2 separate regions of the Homo sapiens genome follow, and region 2 is linked to region 1. Evidence: chromatin contacts called from ENCODE Hi-C or POLR2A ChIA-PET data. All regions are on one chromosome and are shown on one strand. Each heading gives the region's core, a stretch centred on a gene start or an enhancer-like site at or near the end of the contact. The rest is flanking DNA. Distances are from core to core; before and after follow the strand shown. Region 1 holds the start of FSTL1 (follistatin like 1). Region 2 overlaps LOC107986121 (a long non-coding RNA gene).

What was found. Hi-C counts contacts between places; a loop is a spot of excess contacts on that map. ChIA-PET counts read pairs that join two places held with the same protein, here RNA polymerase II (POLR2A). Pooled maps may share reads with other maps.
Region 2: a map of PC-3 shows a loop between it and region 1 (7-fold over the local background). The contact joins the enhancer-like site here to the promoter of FSTL1 in region 1. A Hi-C loop is called at or near these places in 34 of 168 maps with a recorded cell type or tissue (Calu3, IMR-90, MCF 10A and 20 more), 1 of 37 single-sample maps with no recorded cell type and 21 of 50 pooled maps. POLR2A ChIA-PET finds 5 or more read pairs at or near these places in 12 of 52 experiments (AG04449, AG04450, BJ and 7 more).

Annotation. Positions count from the first base shown.
Region 1 is chr3:120,449,579-120,452,278 of GRCh38, reverse strand. FSTL1 (follistatin like 1) reads left to right here and starts at 1,287. Exons shown (of 11, transcript NM_007085.5): 1 at 1,287-1,382; 2 at 1,533-1,595. The coding sequence starts at 1,533. It overlaps LOC124900546 (a long non-coding RNA gene), which reads left to right and starts at 1,625. Exons shown (of 2, transcript XR_007096030.1): 1 at 1,625-2,700.
Region 2 is chr3:120,495,076-120,497,775 of GRCh38, reverse strand. All of the region lies in intron 1 of LOC107986121 (a long non-coding RNA gene), which reads right to left. Among named protein-coding and RNA genes, the nearest start is that of FSTL1, 45 kb to the right of the region's middle. Within about 2 kb of position 1,259, at least 4 of the 41 ENCODE cell types and tissues checked have a DNase peak (open chromatin) inside an H3K27ac peak, as active enhancers do; they include PC-3, ascending aorta and endothelial cell of umbilical vein, where a contact is called at or near this core.

The DNA.
Region 1 (2,700 bases), core at 38-2,537:
GTGGGTAGAAGAACGCTGAAGTTTCTGAGTAGAGGAAGAACATGAACACGAGGAAGACAATGTTTAAAATAAGGGAAAGAATATGACAATGGATTGCAGTGGAGACTACAGGGGAGAGCCTGGAGTCAGAGGACAACGAAAGGAGGTTTCCAGAATTTCTGAGTGAGGGAGGATGAAGGTCTGGCCTAGGAAAGTGGACATGTGAACGGAGGCGAGGGGATGCATATGAGATCTCAGCGGCTAAACTGCCAGGCTATGGGTACAAGCCGGCTCTGAGAAAAGGAGATAGGTTTGAAGGCAACCACCCTGAAAGAGGTAGATAAGCAGGCCCTGAAGCTGGGGGAAGTGAGGCTTAGTCTTGGGCATGTGAAATCTGAGTTGCTAAGTGGATCTGCTCTCCTTACTAGTTATGGCAGGAAAGGCGCCTTAATTAGGAGCATTTTAGGGAGTTAACCCTGTCAAAGAGGTAGCACACTTTCGAAGGCCAAGGGCTGGGAAGAAGGTGGTGAAGATGGCAATCCTGAACACAGAGGCTACTTGGGATGACAGGGATGGGAGGAGGGACACAGGTGATGAGTGAGTGGGCGGAAGAGAGGAGGGGGACACCGCTCCCCGGCCCGAGGGAAGGAGGGGATGAGGCTGCCGGCAAACGCTGGACTCAGGATCTTCCCAGCAGAGCAGGGCGGCCGCCACCTCACCCGGGACAATGCACTGTAGAACCCACAGCAGCCTTCCCCACGCCGGCCGGTCTTCCCGGCCCTGCGCCCACTTCCCGGTGCCCCGCTGCCCTGCTGCCGTGACCCCGGGATGCGGGGTCTCCTCTGCCTCCCTGGGCCTCCCCCTTCAGCCATGGGGGGCGGCTCCGCTTCCTAGGCCGCGGGACGTCTTTTCCTCCAGGTTCCAGTCCCGGACCTTCCCGGGCCCCCCACGGCACCGCCCACCTGGCCACCGCCGCAGCCCGCCCGGGCCGCCGCCAGCCAGCAGCCCCTCCCGGGGTGGGGTTTCCCTTCCCCCTACCCCTTTGTGGCAGGGACCCACGGGACACCCCCTCTGCCTCCGCTCCACGTCCAGGGGGCCGAAGGGGCGCCGGACGAGGGACCGTGCGGAGAGAGGGGTTCGGCGGCGCCAGGACTCCCGCGGGCTCCCCGGAGCAGGGGTCGGAAGGAGGGGGAGCGGGAGCCGCGGGGGCCGCTGCAGCAGAAGGGGGAGGAGAATGGGGAGGAGCTGGGGGGGCAGGCAGGCGGGGAAGGAGAGGTCTTAAGGGGCGGCGAGGGGAGGTCGCATTTCCTCCGAGGCTGGCGATCGGCGGAGCTCCCACCTCCGCTTACAGCTCGCTGCCGCCGTCCTGCCCCGCGCCCCCAGGAGACCTGGACCAGACCACGGTGAGCGCAGGGCGCACGGCGCGGAGGCCGGACTCTTCGGGCGGCCGGGGGTGCTTGGGCGGCCGGAGCGAGCCTGCGGGACCCGAGCAAGTTTCCCAGGTCAGCGCGGGGCCCGGCGCCTTCAGACTCGCTCTCTTCTCTCTTCCGCAGATGTGGAAACGCTGGCTCGCGCTCGCGCTCGCGCTGGTGGCGGTCGCCTGGGTCCGCGCCGAGGTAGGCGAGGGGCCGAGGAGTCCGAACTCGGTCCCCGGGGCCTCTTGGGTCTGCGCGCTGGGCGGGTGGGCGCGCGTCCTGGGGATGCTCTCCCGGGGTGGCGCTGGGAGTTTCGGTCCTTGGGGTGTGCTGGGGTGGAGCTGGGGCAGTAATGCTGCTTACGAAACTTAAATCTTTAAAGCAGGAAAAGTAGTTCGGGCCGTAAGCGGGAGCCCCGCCGCGGCTAACATGGAGGGAGAGCGGGGAGGAGGAGAGGGGACGGGCTGGGCCGACGGGGACGAGGCGGCGACTGGAGCAGCAGCGAGTTCAAAAAGGCGCCTCAGTTCCGTCCTTCACTTCAGAGGAGACTGAGAGTAGTTGGGGACTTTTCCCTCCCAAGTCTGTCTCCTGGGGGCGGGGGCAGAGGAATCGGGATTCTTCTTTTGGGGCAAAATTAATTTTCCTTTCTCTCTTTTAAAGTGAGATCATGATTCTCTGAAATGTATTTTCTTCTTTGTGAAGTGTCCTCGGGTTTTGTGTTATCATCTGGGCAATGTAACGGCCTTTTCCCAAGTGTTCCCTGTAACGTTGCGCAAGTGTAAGAGAAGATCCATTGCTCTGCTCTTTGGGGGCTCGAGTTTCCAGTTAAAGCATTTCAGCGCTTGTTTTTTTGTACCAATTTTTTCAACTCTAACGACCTTCCTGAGACACTACAAACAAACCAACAAACTCTTTGCTCAGAAGCCGCTCCATTAACTCAAAGGTTTATGGACAGAAAATAAACAATTCTAAATTCCCCGGGCTCCAGTCTCCAGGAAAGTGAGGTCAGAAACTAAACATTTGATAATTATGGCAGGAAATATGGAAGGAATTAAAAAGCATGAGGGAGAAGAAATGGAATGCACATTACAAAAGAAATAGCTCCCTGGTGGGTGGTTTATGCTCCCTGTTTGAATTTTTTCCTTCATATTACAGTTTAACCACACCCTTAGCATCGCAGCTTGACTCTGCCCAAAAAAGTCATAAATGCATACAAGGTCTTCACAATTTTTAAAAAATACGCATTGTACTGAATTCTCATTTAATTCACTACTACGTTGTTGATTGAGGTGGAAACTCAATCAAC
Region 2 (2,700 bases), core at 10-2,509, 46 kb before region 1:
ATGCCAATTCATTAAATCTATCAGATCCATAATGTACATTTTAATTACCCCATCGTTGGCCAAGTAGAGTTCTGCAATACTTAATTGAAATTTTGGAGAAATTTGATGGGCATCTTAACACACGCTTCAGTCCTATTTAATATGAGTCAGAAAAAAAAGACATCTTTGGCTCACAAAGCTGCAGCCCTTACATTAAGTCTCTGTTAAATCCCAGCAACCAGAAAATGAAGTCACTTTGGACCACAGCCTAAGAACACAATGACTTCAGAACACAAAATCTTCAGTTAGGGAGAAGTTCATAATAGTCACCCTAACAAGAAGTAAAATTTAAACTCTCCTGGACAATAGTGAAACTGCTTATGCTCAAATAGCCAGAAAAGGGGGAAGGTGAGTGGCAGAGGAAGAAGAGAGTTTTCTCGGATTTGTCCATTTCATTTCATTGTTTTTTCTTAATTTGGTGTTTTTTGATAGTATAATATCTGAATGCATAATTATGGGACACAGTAGTTCTCATTTCACCACCACTAAAAATGTTAAGAAAATGCAGATTTGTTCCAGCTGACCTAATTACTGCTAAAGTAAATCTGATTGATTAAAAGAAAATCTTTTTCTCTCAATATAAATAACAATGTTCTGAGTATCTTGGGTTTCCAGGGTGCAGCAACTGAAAATAAAGTTTATGAACTATGGCAAATGCAACATATCTTCAGATATATCAAATTATCTGGCTGAAAACAAATAACTGGGGAAAACAGGCATCATGAAAGTACAGAATTTCCAGGTCAATTTTTAATACTTTTAGCAGCACTGACCCCAGAAGAATTATAATCAGTTTTTAATAAAGGCCAATTCAAAAGCAGCAGTGCAGAACTTAATATTCTTGGCACTTTTCATAATCATGGCTGTTTTCTCATAAACCGCTATCATTCAATTTATAAAAATTGGATAACGCTGCCTGGCTCATTAAATAGCTTACATGAGTTCATACTAACAGGATGTCAGAGAAAGAAAGAGAAGCCTTTAGAAGGGCTGGAAGAGGAGAGCCGAGGAGAAACAGAGGCTGCCCTGAGAACTTGGGGGGACTTGAGGCATGATTCCAACCACACCCTCCTCTCCCATACCTGAGCCAGAGCAACATTTGAGGAGCACAGAGTGACTGCAAGAATAAATGCTCCCTCATTTTTCCTCTTTATAATAAAACAAAAATTATGTGACCTTCCATCATCCATTTGTAACTCAAGATGACTCAGAGGTGGAAAATTAGAGGAGTTGCCTGGGGCAGTGTGTATGGCTGTTGATATGACTAAGGGGAGGAAGAGCAGAACTAGGACCTAATGAATCTAGAAGGATGGGGTTGGGCTTCTCCTGGGGAAATATAAGCATGTAAGTCACCAAGTGACAAAGCCCTATTCCCTGACTCAATGCATAGGAAAGAGAAGCACTGAGGGAGGGTCTATGGCATTTTAGATACCAATAATGATAATAAACAACATTAGCATTTAGAGTTTACAAAGAACTTTAATTCTTCTCTCATTTCTATTCCATGGACTCCCTTACATTTCTAACCATGGGTAAACTCAACAGGAATGATGCCTGAAATAGTATAACATTCCTGTTGTAAACAAGTGCTCGGCATAGCCAAAAGAAACCCACACTTAGAAAATTTCTCAGCAAGGCACCTTTACTTCTGCAGAAGGGTGCTGCTTGTGCCTGTTACAATCACAAGAGCACACCAAACAAAGGAGGGAAGGGGGTTTTTAACCCTAACACAGTTCCTGTTTCTGTGTCCTTCCCCTATTGGCTGAGGTTGGACCACACAATCTAAGCTGACCTGACTAAGACTTAAACCTTTCCAAATAGGGTTAACACGTAATTTGCAGGAAGGGAGTAGAGTTTATTCACAGGTGGCAGGAAGTTAAGTCTTTGAAGAGGAATGTAGTTGTCCTAACAATTTCCCCTCTTCTATTTTACAGTTCTTCCTCTTCAAATTTCTTCAATAGGATTCGGCCTTGTTGTTGTTCTTGATTATCTAGGAGCAAGAGCTTATCTGAGTACGTAGTGGGAGAGGTGGGGAAGGTTTTTGTGAGAGCTGCTTCTATGAGCCTTTGGGTTAACCCACGAATACAAGGTATGATACAGCAGCCCACAGAATGAGTACACCTGTAACAATTGGAAGAGAGGTAAAGATTGAGGTCATGAGTCCCCTCCATTTTCCAAACCACCTTTCCATCAGGCCCATAAGGGGTCGTCTATTCCAGAGTTTTCGGCTAATTCATTTGGTAGGGTGATAAGGCCTTGTAAGGCTTTTGTGATTGTCCCATCAGGGGCTGTATTATTAGGAATAAAGGTACAGTGCTGGACCCCAATCATGACACAGACTCCACCTTTTTTGGCCAACATCATGTCAAGGGCTATTCTATTTTCCCAGGCCATCTGGCTGGTAGGGCCTAACTATTCAGTTATTCCTTTTATGGCATCTCTGGTATAATTGACAAATTGCTGCTGACTGTAGTATATATAATTTATCCAGTCTACACTTTTGTTTATAGTGGACCACCAGAATAAGATAGACTCAAACCCAGCAGCTATTTGGTTTTGAGCTTTGAATTTATTTTGTACCCCCTGCAGGACCCCAATACTGTCTATGTAAACGTGGGGGTCAAAGGACCCATGAGGGGTTTCTCATTTTTTTTCAGGTTA